Regions from separate parts of the Homo sapiens genome. Here region 2 is linked to region 1. Evidence: read pairs that join two places in POLR2A ChIA-PET (ENCODE). Cell type or tissue: HepG2. All regions are shown on one strand. Each heading gives the region's core, and the rest is flanking DNA. Links, peaks and the distances in the headings are about the cores only. Region 1 overlaps NSUN6 (NOP2/Sun RNA methyltransferase 6). Region 2 overlaps ARL5B (ARF like GTPase 5B).

Region 1 (8,343 bases), core at 93-8,092:
GATTTTCTATTAAAGATTGAGGTAATGAGCAAGTTTGAACTGCTTCATGCCCACTATTGATGCCTCTAGAGATCACCGATCTAGCTCAAATAATTTTCACGATTCTTCTGCCAAAGTATAAATCAGTGTAATCTGATTTTCTTCTTTCTCTAGTTATGAAAGCTGGAGATGTTATTTCTGTATACTCTGATATTAAAGGAAAATGTAAGAAAGGAGCCAAAGAATTTGATGGAACAAAAGTATTTCTTGGAAATGGGATTTCTGAACTAAGCCGCAAAGAAATCTTCAGTGGATTACCTGAACTGAAGTATGTCATCAGGTGCTTTGGGGAAATCAGCATCCTTTTTGTGGGTCAATGAAAATTAAAAATAATGTAAAATGTATCTAGTTGCATTATATGAAATTTTTTTTTTTGGTATAAATCCAACTGGAAAAAAATTGTTTAAACCCATATTTCCATGATGTTTGGTCAAAAAGGGTAACTGATCAAATTAAAGAGCCTCATTAAGCAACCAGTTACATTTTAATTGTCAAATAATTTTACTTGTCCTTCTGAATTTTATTTTTTTCAAAATATTTTGCATCTTTGAAAAACAGTGCATTATGATGGAGAAAGAATTAGATGATCTATCCAGATCATTTTTAACGTTCTTATTTGTCAGAAAAAGTTTGATTTTAATATAAATTAAACATATTTTTTAATTAAAAATAAATTTTACCAGAAACCTAGCACTCACATGAATATTTGTGTTTAAAAATGAATGTTTAGGTTTGTTCAAACTAAATTAAAATATAGTCTGTTCTAAATCATTCCTGGTTGCTAGTGGCCCTAAATAAATTGGTGGAAAAATCCAGGCTCTTATTTTACTTAGTTTTTTCAGGCTTTTTGAGTTCTGTGGACAGCTCCATTACTCCAAAGTTCATGGCTGACATAGACATGCTGAAAGCTGTGAATTTCTCCCTTTAGAATTGGACGATATCCCTAATTGGTGGAACAGTTTTTCATGTTGCAACAGTTTGGGTTTGTAATTGAAATTCATTCGTTCTTCTGAAGAAGTTGACTGTTGGATTCCCTAGATCTAGGTAGCAGCACTTTCCAAATGGCCAAGAACAAAGATTTTATTCTTTTTAGAAGGCTTCATGAATATAAAGATTATGTGCATATATCTGCTGTGTTTATCTTTGGACCTGTAATTGGTAATTGATATTTTGACTGCCTCCATTAGTTCATTGTTAATGGTATACTTTTCATTCTTTTAGGTTATTTGATGTTGTTCCAGTTATCGTGCTGAATAATGTTTTCTGAACAATGTTCTGAATAATTTTTTGTTGGTGGAAGTTAGGAGGCAACCAACTTTCAGCCACCCTTTGGCCGGGCGTGGTGGCTCACTCCTGTAATTCCAGCACTTTGAGAGGCCAAGGTGGGCGGATCACTTGAGGTCAGGAGTTCGAGACCAGCCTGGCCAACACGGTGAAAGCCCATCTATACTAAAAATACAGAAATAAGCTAGGTGTGGTGGTAGGTGCTTGTAATCGCAGCTACTCAGGATGCTGAGGCAGGAGAATCGCTTGAACCCGGGGGGTTGCAGTGAGCCCAAGATTGCACCACTGCACTCCAGCCTGGGTGACACAGTGAGACTTCAGAATTTCAAAAAAAGAAAAAAAAATTGGTTTTTAAACTCAATTTATTCAGTTATACTGTTGGAAGTTTTGTCTCTTCCGGTGGAAGAAGCAGGCTGCTATAACAGAAATGCTACATGTACACCCTGTTTCTTATTTATATTCCTTAAAAAATTTTAAACCAACACAACTAATGGTACAATTGCTATTCAGTTAGTGAATTTGAGTCCTTTGCTTTCTTGAATTCCAGGTGGGTTGAATCATTCATAGATTCACGGAGGCAGATTAATTTACTAACAGACTGTGTTAACATACGCAATCTTGTACTTTGCATTATTATATGGAGATATGTGGCTACAAAAGTATTTTTTAAAGAAACATGTAATCTCATACCTGAATAATAATTGGCTTAAATTATTCTTCGTTATGTTAAGTTCAGTGATTTATAGCACTCACTTGTTCTGGTAGGCGTGGTCAGAAGGAGATAGTCGAAGAGCACCAGAATCTAAAGTAGTAGTTAGGAACTGAGTTAGGAAGACAGGCATGAACATTTTCAAGTTTCAGTATTTTTTAGAGGACTGGAGTCCTGCAAGTCAGAAAGTCATTTAAATTATGGAGTGATCAGACTATGGAATTCAAGATTTTCAATAATAGTTGTAGATTCTGGGTATTGATCAAGGTAAGAGTACCAGGTGTCACAACAAAGGACTGACTTTGCTTTTTTCTTTTAGAAATAGGGTCTCGCTCTGTCATTAAGGCTGGAGTGGTGTGATGAAAGCTCACTATAACCTTGAATTCCTGAGCTCAAGTGATCCTCCTACTTCAGCCTCTGAGTAGCTAGTACTATAGGCACATGACACCATGATCAGCTGATATTTTAATTTTTTTTTCATAGAAATGGGGGTCTTGCCATGTTGCCCAGTCTGGTCTTGAATTCTGGTCTCAAGCAGTTCTCCACCTTGGCCTCCCAAAGTGCTAAGATTATAGGGATGAGACGCCACACCCAGCCAGGACTGGCTTTCAAATGTGAGTCAGTGACATTTCAGAAGCTTCGTTTGTATATTTTCTGCTCAGGAGCAGGGGATATTTGCCTTGGAAGTGGATACAGTGGTTTGATTTGGTCCTGACTGGAGCAGCAACTGAGTTTTACCTCTGATTAAAAGTGTACATTCATGGATTTCAAGTGGTAAACAAATGAGTAAGGTAGTAAAGGGATGAGAAGAGGAAGAAAAGGAGTCAGCATTTATTGTATGCTAAATGCTGTTAGAACTGAGGGCGCCAGGCATGGTGGCTCATACCCGTTATTCCAGGAACTCCGGAAGCTAAGGCAGGAGGATCACTTGAGTCTAGGTGTTTGATGCCAGTCTGGGCAACATAGTGAGACTGTACACACACAGACACACACACACACACACACACACACCATAGTGAGACTCTGTCCACACACACACTTACCTGGCATGGTGGTGTGTGCCTGTAGTCGCAGCTACTGGGGAGGCTAAGTTGGGAGGATCACTTGAACCCAGTAGTTAGAGGCTGCAGTGAGCTATGATTGTGCCACTGCGCTCCAGCCTGCGTGACAGAGTGAGACCCTGTGTCTGAAAATAAATAAATAAAACCAACAACAAAACCGAGGGGAGTTTATAGTCATACCATTTCAGTAATAGTCCACGGGTATCTACTGACGTTATTTTACTCTAAAGACCAACATAAACTTATCCTGCCAACATTAGATAGAGTACACACCATCTATCTACACATGCATGTAGATGCATGTCTGCCAAGATCAACTCATAAACTGTTCCATAAGCTAGCTATGAACTTGTCTGCCATACTGCTTCTAAGACTTTATCTTTGCTCATCCTAATGGAGTCCTAATGGGACTCTCCTTGGATTGTACCCTTAAACTAGGTATAAGTTATGATTTTTAAAAAAAATTTTTTTAAAAATTTTATTTATTTGGGTGCTCGTTGCCCAGGCTGGAGTGCAGTGGCGGGATGCTAACTCACTGCATCCTCCAACTCCTGGGTTCAAGGGATCCCTCCATTTCAGTCTCCCGAGTAGCCAGGACTGACTACAGGTACACTCCACCATGCCTTTGTAATTTTTTAAATTTTATGTAGAGATGTTGCCCAGGCTGCTGTCAAACTTCTGACCTCAAGTGATCCTCCTGTGCCAGTCTCTCAAAGTGCTGGGATTACAGGCATAAGCCACTGTGCCGGCTTAAATCCTGATTTTTATACTTCCCTTTTAATGAGACTATACTTTTTTCTGTGCCGTCCTAATCCCCAGAACTCTTTGAATTTCTCCATGTTTCTCCTTTCGCTTGCTTTGTCTGCTTTGGCCTGACACACAAGGCCAGGCTTGGCTTTGTCTGACAGGATTTGCGTGTTCTTTCTCTGCTTCAGTAGCCTCTGACAACATCTCTGAGATTGTGATGTTTGTCTTGATGAGTCATTCTCCACCAGGCCATCTGAGTCCTGGCCCTTCCTGCTCTGATCATTTTCAATGCCACTCCTAAAATGGGACAAAGGTGGAAAAGGTTATCCTTGGGATTGTGTCAGTACCAGGCAATTATTCTATAAAGAGCTGACAGGAAGTAGTAAAGAATGAGGTGGTATTTGCTTTTTAGTCTGTTCAAATCTCTACAGAAACACATTTGTGCTTAAATGAAAAATTTATGTAACTTTTTCCTTTTTAGTTCTGATGGCTTCGTATTCTGCAGGTAAAAATTCAAAAACAATTCACAGGACTACTTTATGTATTTTGTTGTTTAATAAAAAGAGTTCTTTTTTTTTGAGACGGAGTTTCACTCTTGACGCCCAGGCTGGAGTGCAATGGCGCGATCTTGGCTCACTGCAACCTCTGCCTCCCAGGTTCAAGTGATTCTCCTGTCTCAGCCTCCTGAGGAGCTGGGATTACAGCTCCTCACCTGTCACCTGTCACCACTACAGCCTGTCACCACGCTTGGCTAATTTTTTGTATTTTTAGTAGAGACAGGGTTTCTCCATGTTGGTCGGGCTGGTCTTGAACTCCTGACCTCAAGTGATCCTCCCACCTCTGCCTCCCAAAGTGCTGGGATTACAGGCTTGAGCCAAAATAGTTCTTAAAAAGATAGAGCATCTTATGTTTGACAGGCTATTGGAGAACGTTTCTGGAAACATAGTTTGTATAGACCATGGAATTTATACAGACTAATGTTAGATTTCCTATTTTTCAGAGGCATGGGCATAAGAATGACAGAACCAGTATATCTCAGCCCTTCATTTGACAGTGTACTGCCCCGTTACTTATTTTTACAAGTAAGTATGTATAAAAGTAAAATATTTAGTGACATTGAAACATACATCAGTGAATTATTTGAAATCTAGGATATTTTAAAATTTAAGATTTTTTCTGTGGTCTACTTACATACACTGATCTACCTTTGGTTAAGCAGTAAGAAAAAACTTTACAAGCATTCTCCTTTCTTTTCTTTTTCTCATTTGATTTTTAAACTACTTTTTCTATCTTTCTTTGCCCAAAGGTGATTTAATAACTGATTAAAATGACTGCTTTCCATCTCAAAATACTAATCCCTGAATATTGCATGCATTTGATATACATGTGTGGTGTTCCATTAGTAAATCATTTGACTTGTTATAGTCTGCTGGTTTGGTAGTATTATTATAATTCACAATATAAGATGAAGTTACTGAAGAACAGATCTGTTAGGACTCTTGGCCTATGTCACACTCCTGGTAACTGGTGGTATCTGAACTCAAACCTAAGTCCAAATGTTGTGTGCTGCCCCACCTTCTCTGTCCAGTAATAATAATAATTATTATTATTATTTTGAGACAGGCTCTCACTCTGTTGTCTAGGCTGGAGTGCAGTGGTACAATCGTAGCTCACTGTAACCTCAAACTCCTGGGCTCAAGCGATCTTCCTGCCTTAGCCTCGCAAATAGTTGGGACCACAGGTGTGCACTACTATGCCCCACTCATTTTTTTGATGTTTTTGTAGAGATGGGGTCTCACTTTGTGGCCCAGGCTGGTCTCAAACTCGTGGCCTCAAGTGATCCTCCTGCCTTGGCCTCCCAAAGTGTTGGAATTATAGGTGTGAGCCACCGTACCTGGCCTTTGCCCAGTATTTAGCCCACAGACATTTTATGAATTCAGGGATTATTTCTGGTGTGAACAAACAGAACAACGGACGTTTATTATTATCTATTTGCACATTGGTGATGTTCTAACACATTAGGATATATAACCTAACATACAATTGTTTATGAATCATTTTGGGAATTTTCGTTTGCTAATTTTAGTTTCAGTGGAGTTTTTTTGTGCTTGTTTATTATGTAATTCATTTTCAAACACTTGTGTTCATTTGGCAACGTAGCCCTGAGTCATTGCTAGTGATACCTGCACTCCTTCCAGTTAATAATGTTTAATGCAATGTTAGTTTTCTCTTTGGTTTGACAGTACCTGCTCATCTCATAATTTACAGTGGTTTTTTTTTTTTTTTTTGAGACAGGATCTTACTCTGTCACGCAGGCTCGAGTGCAGTGGCATCATCTTGGCTCACTGCAGCCTTGACCTCCCAGGCTCAGGTGATCCTCCTCCCACCTCAGCCTCCTGGGTAGCTGGGACTACAGCATGCGCCACCGCACCCTGCTAATTTTTTGTATTTTTAGTAGAGATGGGGTTTTGCCGTATTGTCCAGGCTGGTCTTGAATTCCTGAGTTCAAGTGATCCTCCCGTTTTGGCCTTCCAAAGTTCTGGGATTACAGGCATAAGCCACCATGCCTGGTCATTATTTAGTTTTGACTTTATAAAAAGAGAAATCTAGTATAGTGCAGATTTTCTTTTTACACTTTTTTGCTATCTATAGCTGCACTCCTTCACCTTAAAATCAGTTTAATGATGACTTTATGAAATATTGTGAGTCATTTTGTGATTCATACTGTCCAGACTACCATAGAGCCATATTCTTTGTCACTGAATAGCAAGGGACATAAGAATTTCCTGCCAGAATGAAGCTTTTGCATCTGAGGGCAGAGTTTAACTTTTTGTCATTTCTCTAGTGAAAGCTGTTTTATTTCATGTAATCTATTTTGATGGCCAGTTTCTGATGGCCATTGAAACTTATAAGGGATGCTAATGGTAATCACAGCTAACACTGACTGCTTATTGTAGTCCATGTACTGAGCTGAGTGTTTTACATATATTATTTCATTTACTTCTTACAAACCTTCAATTTCATAGATAAGGAAATAGAGGCTTAGAAAAGTAAAGTGCATAGCCTGTAGTAGGTATTAGTAGTTTTTCAGTGATTAAAGGAGTAGTTTGTTGTGTGCTGCATAGGTAAAAATTTGCAGAGTCAAAATTTGCATTCAGGTCTTTCTGATTTCAAGCCTGTATTCTTGGCCCCATGCCAATGCTCCAGATGTAACCCTTGGAAGATCTGCATCTGAGTCACCAGCAGGGCCTTTTGAAAATGCAGTTCTTGGGTCCTAATTTAGATGTACTGAGTTCCAAGTTCAGGGGGTAAGGGCTTTAAGCAATTCATATATTACATTAAATTTCTCAGTTTCTTTGACGGTTTCCCAAAAACTCTGTGGTCAGTGTTTAGTTAGTTGATCTTTTTGTGTTATAACTTCCTTTTCAAGCTGGTTCAGAACTACCAGATTCTTAACTGGGTCTTACCTGATCCATAAAATCTAAATAGCTTAATTCAATGCAGACCAGAACCAGGTGATATTCATTTCTCTAAGGAAAATTTTGAAAGAATGTGCAGAAGAGTAAGTTTAAGAAGAATGTGGAATTTTAAAAATTGATAATTATCCTTGAATTTTTACATACATAATGATTCTCACAAATAGAACAAGTTTCACATTTACATATAATAGTAATATAAAACGCATTTGAAATGTTTCAAGAAGTTGCCTTTGTTTTCAGGCAAACATACTTGAATGCTTAAGTGACTATAAAGTGGATTAAATGACAGTCCCTGAAAGTACATCATGTGAGAGGCATCATCTAAATGAAAATGCTTTTCAATAGTGTTAAATCATTGCAATAGATGCTGATACTTTAATAATATATTGAAAATTATTTTTGCTTTTGTCAGTATCCATGCTTCTCTAACAGCTAAGAAGCTCTTGGTAGCCATAATTTGCAGTTTTCATTTTGGTTTCAGGGATTGATTAACTTAGATCTAATATGGAAGATGCCCAAGCCTTTCATAGGTCTCAGCCAACACAGGGAGCCTCATTATCCCACAAATTCTATAATTTAATAACACCGTTGACCAAGACTGCAGTGAATTTGTATGTATCAAATCACTTGAAAAACTTGTAATATGGGTACCTAGAGTCTATTCCTGGATTTTCTTTTTAATAAAGATTTTTTTTCTACTTCCTCTCATCAGGTTGAAAAGTTTTTATTTAAGAATAATTTCAGAATTACAGAATAGAATTTTAGAATTATAGATTTGCAAAGACAGTCATTTCTATATACCCTTCACCCAGTTTCTCCTAAGGGTAATATACTACCATGGTACATTTGATACAGCTTAGAAACCAACACTGGTGTGTTACTACGTTATGAATGTTAGGTACGTAGCTCCAAATGCTGTGAATATCACATTACCCTAAACTCCAACTGGTATTCAGATTTCACCAGTTTTTCTCATAATGTCCTATTTGTGTTCAGGATCCGATCCAGGATCCCACACTGCATT
Region 2 (8,343 bases), core at 309-8,308, 60 kb before region 1:
TGAAAGCGTACTTATTATTTTTAGGTCTTAACCAAAGGCTGGTAGCACAATCATTATTTATATACATCAGTGTCAACATTCAAGTCACACTATAATAAGTGAAATTTTTAAATGGAATGTTCTCTTAAATATTCTTAATCAGTTTGTGGGAAATTGCTTCAGTCTCATCTTGAAGATACAACTTTGCCAGTTTTGCCATGAAGAGTGCAAATACTCCCCGCCTTTTAAAATTAACTGAAACTTAACGACTGGAGAAAGTCAATAGCAACTTCACCTTATCCTCCTCAATTCTAAAGAATGGAATACTTAGACTCAGTCTTAAAAGTATGAGTCAAAAAGGCCTACACACAGCTATTACTGCAAGCTATTTCTGATAAATACTAAGAGAAAAACTAAGAAGGTGAGGTTGATTTGAGGATAAGTTCTCTGATATAAACAGGATAATACTTAAATAACATTCGGTTCTTCTTGGCCTAATACCCACATTCAAATTGTTAGAGATGGAAGAATAGACCATGTGGCATTTGTCTCAACTGTTTATTGTCTGGAAATATGCCTCCCAAAAGACCTCCTAATAATAAAGAAGACATACTCTTGCAGAAAGCTGAGAGCTCAGGTTTAAGTCCTTGCAGAAAATGTGAAATTTCTTTCAAGCTTCCTTTTTAAAAGAAAGGTGACATTACAGTTTTTTTCTCAGTATATGATAAAGGCAACAAAGAAAAAAATTTGGATTATGAAAACTCAATTCAATAGTTTATTGCTTTTTGGTAAAACATTATATTTACATTAAAAGTTTTTAAGTTGCCAGTGATTTTACTAGAATTATTTCTAGGTTGTAAGCCTGAGACACATTATAAAAGTCACCTTTAATTAAGAACAAACAAACAGAAAAGGAACAGGACCCATGAAGAAAACAAGTTGGCCTAAAAAGTTGGAAGAAATTTGAAAGAAGTCATACCTCCCCTCAGACGGATGAACTTACCCTTCTCCTGTGAGAGCACAGCAGGATTGAATGTGCCATGGATGATCCTTAATTGAACTAAGGGTGAGGTATTTCGAGATTTCAGCTGCTGTCATACACCCTTTCATATCCTGTTTATTTGCAAAGATAAGGACTGCAGCCTTCCGTAAATCCTGCAATCAAGACAAAATATTTCTAATATGTGAAATACCACAATTTAAATTTACCCAGCTGAACAGTTATAATGAAGTGCTTCTACTTTAACATAATCGGGCACTAGTATTTAACATAAAAATAATCTCAAATACCCGTAATTTCATTATTCATTCCAACAGATTAATATTAAATAATTATTTTTTATTTTTGAGTCGAACTGGTCAAACTGAAAAAAAAAAATACACCTGAATTTTAAATACTGACTCAAAAATACATAATTAATATTCTAATAGGCAAATATGGTAGTATGTTGCCAAATACTAGAGTTTATCCAAAACTTAAGAGTACTGGTGGTGGGAGCTGGGCAATACTTATTACTTACTAGTCTTTGTATAACATAAGGTCATTGGTTAATATTCATTTCAGCATTGTTTATACTATGAAAACATTAGAAGAATAGATTGTGATATACTCATACTGTGGAAAACTATACAGTTGTTAAAAGGAATGAACGAAAGCAGTACATATTAAGATGGATAATCAGAATATATTATCATGGATAAGTCACAATGTTGTACAAAAAGAGCAAGATTCAGAAAGATATATATTATATAGTATAAGTTTGAAAAACATGGAATACAGGCCAGGCACAGTGGCTCACACCTGTAATCCCAGCACTTTGGGAGGCTGAGGCAGGCGGATAACGACATCAGGAATTCAAGGCCAGGCTGGCGAAGATGGTGAAATCCTGTCTCTACTAAAAATACAAAAATTAACCAGGCGTGGTGGCGGGTTCCTGTAATCCCAGCTACTCGGGAGGCTGAGGCAGAGAACTGCTTGAACCCAGGAGGCGGAGGTTGCAGTGAGCCAAGATCGCGCCACGGTACTCCAGCCTGGGCAACAGAGCAAGACTCCGTCTCAAAAAAAACAAAAACAAAAACAAAAAACAAAAAAAAAACCTTTCAGTTATTGAAACTTTTGGGGAAAAGACCCTTAAGTTTTCCTTTTGCTTATCTCAATTTATCAGACTTTTAAAGGCATGCTTAAGTAACTTTAGCTTTGAAAAATTTTTACAATAACAGTAGTAATCTACAAATTAATGTGTTAGGGTTTTTTAAGTTTGAAAAAGTAATGAACATTTTTTTTTACCTCAAGACTTTCATCAGTTTAGTACATAAAGTTGTGTTAATCATAAAATAGCCAACATCATATCACATTAATCTTTGCAAAAAAGCAAAGGCAACGTACAGATACTTTACTACACTGTTTTTTAAAGATTTACTTTAAAAATTTACCTCATGAGCCAACATTCTGTATAATTCTTCTTTTGTAATAGCTAGTCGTTCCCTGTCAATGCTATCAACAACAAGAATGATGAACTAGAAGAAAATTAAAAGGAAAGACAGAAAATTGAATGGGATGCTGAAAAGTTTTCTGTAAAACTACTCAAGTAATCTAAGTACTTTCTCTACATGGCATCATCATTACTATAAAACATCTACTGCTTTTTCACCATAAACAGCTTTTATAATACTGAACCACATCAAGCAGTAAAATCCAAATGTTAACAGTAAGAAAATAACTCATAGCTTCAACAAATAAAAACTGTGCCCCACTTGTTTTATTTTAAGTGATGCCCGAATACATAATACTATGATTTGTTTTCAAATGCTGGTAGTAAAAAGCAATTTTTGAAAAGAAACTTACACTAATTTCAATAATATTTTTCACTAAAACTTCAAAGTACTCCATTATCATTCATCTAAACAGTCAATAATTGCTTACTTGTGTATACCACAATCTCCTAACTCTTAGAAAGAAAAGCTAGTTTGAAAGAAAAAGATAAATGCATTTTAAAAATAAGACAATTTTATAAAACAGTATCCACCATAAATGCTCCAGATTGAAACATATATACTTAGGCATTATATACTGGAGATTCAGGTGAAATTAAATAAAGGCAAGACACCAGAAAAAAGAGGAGAAATCTGTTGGTAAAGCTATACATGAAAAAAGGGAGTTTGCATATTAAAAAATAAGAAGATATAGGCCAGGCATTGTGGCTCACACACATATAATCCCAGCACTCTGGGAGGTGAGGTGGGATGACTGCTTGAGCCCAGGAGTTTGAGACTAGCTTGGGCAACATAGTGAGAACCTGTCTCTCTACAAAAAATAAAAATTAGCCATGCACATAGTCCCACCTACTTGGGAGGCTAAGGTGGGAGGACTGCTTTGAGCCTAGGAAGTTGAGGCTGTACTGAGAATCATGCAACTACACTCCAGCCTGGGTGAGAGAGAGGCCCTAACTCATTTTTTAAAAAATGTGGGGGGTGGGTGAGGGGGAGGAGGAGGAGGAGATGGAGGAGATGATACAGCGAAAAAGCACCCTTAAGCTGAACACTGTATACAGAATAAAAAGTTAAGAAATGAGATGAAATGATGTTATTACAGCAGGAGATAGATGCAAAATAAACTGAGACATGAAGGGTAGAATTAGATTACAGAGATGACTTTAAAATTAGGGAAACAGGCTAGGTGCAGTGGCTCACACCTGTAATCCCAGCACTTTGGTAGGCCGAGGTGGGCATATCACTTGAGGACAGTTCAAGACCAACCTGGCCAACATGGTGAAACCCTGTCTCTATTAAAAACACAAAAATCAGCCAGGTGTGGTGGTGTGTACTGTAGTCCCTGCTACTTCGGAGGCTGAGGGAGGAGAATCCTTTGAACCTGGGAGGCGGAGGCTGCACTGCTCTCCAGCCTGGGTGACAGACTGAGACTCCATCTCAAAAAAATAAATAAATAAAAAACAAAAATAAATAAAATTAGGGAAACAGACAACTAATCTGAATATAAACTGAGTTGGGCTTAGAAGGGAATAAACGGAAAGAATGTCGCGTGGCAAAGGAGGAATCAACAGAATATGGGAAACAACTGTGAGTTAATGAGAGGAAGGTGTCAATAATTACTTAATACCTGTAACTTCTTGTATTATAATGGACATACTACCGCTTTTGGGGGACTCTTCCACGTGAAGAATTTTCAAAATGCAAAGTGACAGGCGCCACTGTTCTTTGTAGTAATTTTGATATTCTTGTAGAGATCACTTATTAAAAGAACGTTTCATGCAAATGGCATCAGTAATGGATATCTCTTTCTGGACCCATGCTAAGTCCTCCAGAGTTTCAGTCACTTCAAGAACTACCCTTTCGACACACTTTAAGTACATATGGATTCACTAGAATCAACTTTGACCTATTCATCAATGATAACTGCCCTTTTCACAGCTGGAGTTAACTGTGAGCTTAAAACTACTAACAGCTCTGATGTTTAAATTAATCATATGCTACAATGTCATTTGTCCCTTACTTTCTTTTCTTTTTTTTTGAGAGAGAGCGAGACTCTGCCACCCAGGCTGGAGTGCAGTGGTGCTATCTCAGCTCACTGCCACCTCCGCCTCCCAGGTTCAAGCGATTCTCATGCCTCAGCCTCTGGAGTAGCTGGGACTACAGGCACATGCCACCATGCCTGGCTAATTTTTGTATTTTTAGTAGAGATGGGGTTTTGCCATGTTGGCCATGCTGGTCTTGAACTCCTGGCCTCAAGCAATCTGCCCACCTCGGCCTACCAAAGTGCTGGGATTACAGAAGTGAGCCACTGCGCCTGGCCCTTCCCTTACTTTCTAACTTATTCTAGTTTCAGAACATTATTTTACTGTATAAATGTATAAGCTACCCTTTAACTATATTATTTGCTTACAGCTTCTGCATACCCAATAAAATAATTCAGTGCTACCACAAGTTCTGATTATCTATGATACGCCATCTTTGTTTACTTACACGTTGCATTGGAATATATACACACATACACACATGCTATTATAATATAAATCTAGAACAATACATGTTTTTTAAAGAGGCAACTTTGTTCACCAAAAATTATTCATATTATATCCTTTTCTACCTCTTCCCTTCCAACTCCAATTTTTTTTTTTTTTTTTTTTGAGATAAGAGTCTCGTTTTGTCACCCAGGCTGGAGTGCAGTGGTGCCACCTCGGCTCACTGCAAACTCTGCCTCCTGGGTTCAAGCGATTCTCCTGCCTCAGCCTCCTGAGTAGCTGGGGACTACAAGTCTGCCCCACCACGCCCGGCTAGTTTTTTGTATTTTTAGTAGAGACGGGGTTTCACCTGTGTTAGCCAGGATGGCCTCAATCTCCTGACCTCATGATCCACCCGCCTCGGCCTCCCAAAGTGCTGGGATTACAGGCGTGAGCCACCGTGTCTGGCCCAACTCCAATTTTTAAAAGGTTTCATTTTAGAAAAAAATAATTGGTTAGGTGTACTTCTTTGCAAAGAACAATTAAATGGATGCAATTGTGAAATCATACTATCAAGGATAAATCTCTCTAAACTACATTGAATGGCTTTTAAAAAAATCTGCCTCTAATAAGAAATAAAAGCAGAAATAGAACATGAATATATCCAGGTTTGTTCCCCAAGTTAGCTCTGAACTCATAAGTGGCAGAGAACTTTGAGAGATGATTTGCAAATCTACTTTTTTCTAATTAAAAAAAAATCTACCAACATTTTGAATGTTCATGGTATAAAAAATTTTTAAATTAATAAAATATTTTATTCCTCCACCGGTCAGGGTCTCTTAGAAAGTTGTGAGATCTTGGGGAAACCTACATAATATCTCCACGTGTCAGATCTCTCCAACCCTGGAGACATGAAAATCTTGTGAAGATGAATGGAGAGAACCTGGCCAAACAGTAAGCACTCAAGTAATAATAGCTCCAAACAATCTTTCTATTTGCCTTTTCTTTTATTCGAAAACCCAAATTCTTAAGTCTCATTTATGAAATTTTTATTTATTTATTTTTTAAAAAAAGGAAACCCAAATTCCCTACAAAAAAGGATCTTATTAAAAGGCCGGCCACGGTGGCTCAAGCCTGTAATCCCAGCACTTTGGGAGGCCAAGGAGGGTGGATCACGAGGTCCCGAATTCAAGACCAACCTGATCAATATGGTGAAACCCCGGTCTCTACTAAACATACAAAAATTAGCCGGGTGTGGTGGCACTCGCCTGTAATTCCTGCTATTTGGGAGGCTGAGGCAGGAGAATGGCTTGAACTCAGCAGGCGGAGCTTGCAGCGAGCCAAGATCACTCCACTGCACTCTAGCCTGGCGACAGAGCAAGACTCCGTCTTAAAAAAAAAAAAAAAAAAGGCAACTGTCAATACGCCCAGGTGCAGCCTAATTACTTTCTATGTTTACTCTAGGGACCTTTGGATTAAAATTCAAAATTCATCTTAGCATACCTCTGTATTTGAGTAATATGTGTTCCAGGATGATCGCAGAGACTCCTGACCACCAATATCCCACATAAGAAAATGAGTGTTCTTCACAACTATTTCTTCAACATTGCTTCCTATGGTTGGAGAAGTATGAACCACTTCATTCATTAAGCTGTTGAAAAACAGACACCGTAAAAGCTCTTGTAAATCTTGAGAATCTGAAGCAACTTTTATCTCTGTATTTTTAAGATCAATCAACCTTCTGCACCAATGATGGTGATCATTAGCATGAAAATTATAAACCTGGAGAACACTTGCGCAAATCAATATCTAGATAACAACTCCAGAAGAAAGACTTGTTTCTTGTTTGTTTTTTTTTTTAACGGAAGGAATTGCAAGCTTGATGGAAAAGAAAGGAAACAGTGTGGTGTGAATTTGCATTTCTGTGGCCAAAAATTCCAATACCACCATGCCCTGTTATCAGTTAGATAAGACCCAATGTCCCATGCCATCCTGAAAAGCAAGTTTCTAGGTGATTGCAAAATAGCAAATATTGGATAGCAGGCTATCTATAATTTTGAAGACTGTCTAAATTGAGACTTAGTCACAAAAATTAATTCAGGCATATTAATCTAAAGTAGTCCTAAAAAGATGACCATGGGCAAGTAAAAATTTAAATTAACTATAGATATATTTAGAAGGCCAGGTGTGGTGGCTCACACCTATAATTCTAGCACTTTGGGTGGATCACCTGAGGTCAAGAACTTGAGACCATCCTGACCAACATGGTGAAGCCTCGTCTCTACTAAAAATACAAAAATTTGCAGGGCGTGGTGGTGGGCGCTTGTAATCCCAGCTACTCTGGAAGCTGAGGCAGGAGAACCGCCTGAACCTGGGAGGTGGAGATCACGCCATTGCACTCCACCCTTAGAAACAGAGCAAAACTCTGTCTCAAATATGTGTGTGTGTGTGTTTGTGTGTGTGTGTATATATATATATATATATTTAGAATACTGATGCTCATACCCCTCGTATTATCATAATCATTGGTAAAGCTACATTAATCAATTAATTCAACAAATATGCCCTTGCCAGTAACATGTCACTACTGTGTTGGAGGAGGCTTGCAATTCTCTTGGGTTTTATGTATATTTTTGAAGCCATGTGTAAAATTATTTCAACAAAGATGACAGGTTTCTGAAATGTTTATATGTGATGTTTAAAAGCTAATTCATATTTAAACACATAATCACCAATGAATGAAAATGTTTTCAAGAGAAACAAGTAGTTGTTCAACTCTGAAACAACAAACTTTAAGTCAGTAGCTTTTTAGCAAAGTAGCTGAAAAATGCGTTAATCACTGGCTAATGAAGTACTTCTGGTGAGCTGATGGCTGTCTTCTAATGCAACATGAGTGGGAAGAGGTAAGAGCCACACAATGGGGCAAAGAACTGTAGAACTATTTTGTTAAAGTGCCTGGTAGATCCACTTCTACTGCTTAATACTATCATTTCATTGGCATTGAAAGGATAATGGAAGGTACTCTGACAAGTGGAATGATGAGCTGTGAAAATTTCCTAAGGTATTAACAGATTTCTCTGAAAGTCTCAAGACTCTCCCTCTTGCAAGCTACTACAGCAATATTTTCAGGAGTGATCACATTTCTTTTGACAAGTCTGGCTATGTTAAAAAATTCCAAAGCTATTAGTCAGGAGGGTAGCAATGGCTTCCTAGAGCTATCAATTTATTTACATAAACCCAAGTGGGGTAAGAACTAAGTGAAATCCACTTTATCACCTCACCCCAGCACTTCTAATATGCGCTTTATTTATTTAATATTAATTTCTTTCTTTCGAGGGCAGAAAACAATAAGTGTTTGTGAAGGGTTTAGCAAATGTTTATTTCACTCACTTTTCTATAGATTGTG

Evidence for each region. Peaks named below come from ENCODE experiments on the same cell type or tissue, not always from the same donor. Only the 100,000 strongest peaks of a DNase experiment are listed, where the experiment ranks them.
Region 2: POLR2A ChIA-PET joins it to region 1 with 5 read pairs; 7 of 35 experiments call an interaction of 5 or more read pairs at or near these places.

The regions. Positions count from the first base shown.
Region 1 is chr10:18,606,424-18,614,766 of GRCh38, reverse strand. It overlaps NSUN6 (NOP2/Sun RNA methyltransferase 6), which reads left to right. Exons shown (of 11, transcript NM_182543.5): 5 at 154-307; 6 at 4,841-4,922. Among named protein-coding and RNA genes, the nearest start is that of NSUN6, 41 kb to the left of the region's middle. In HepG2, for the core only: no CTCF peak of the experiment used is centred there; DNase peaks (open chromatin) are centred at 4,076 and 7,046.
Region 2 is chr10:18,666,775-18,675,117 of GRCh38, reverse strand. It overlaps ARL5B (ARF like GTPase 5B), which reads right to left. Exons shown (of 6, transcript NM_178815.5): 3 at 6,441-6,588; 4 at 2,413-2,496; 5 at 983-1,134. Among named protein-coding and RNA genes, the nearest start is that of ARL5B, 12 kb to the right of the region's middle. In HepG2, for the core only: no CTCF peak of the experiment used is centred there; a DNase peak (open chromatin) is centred at 8,117.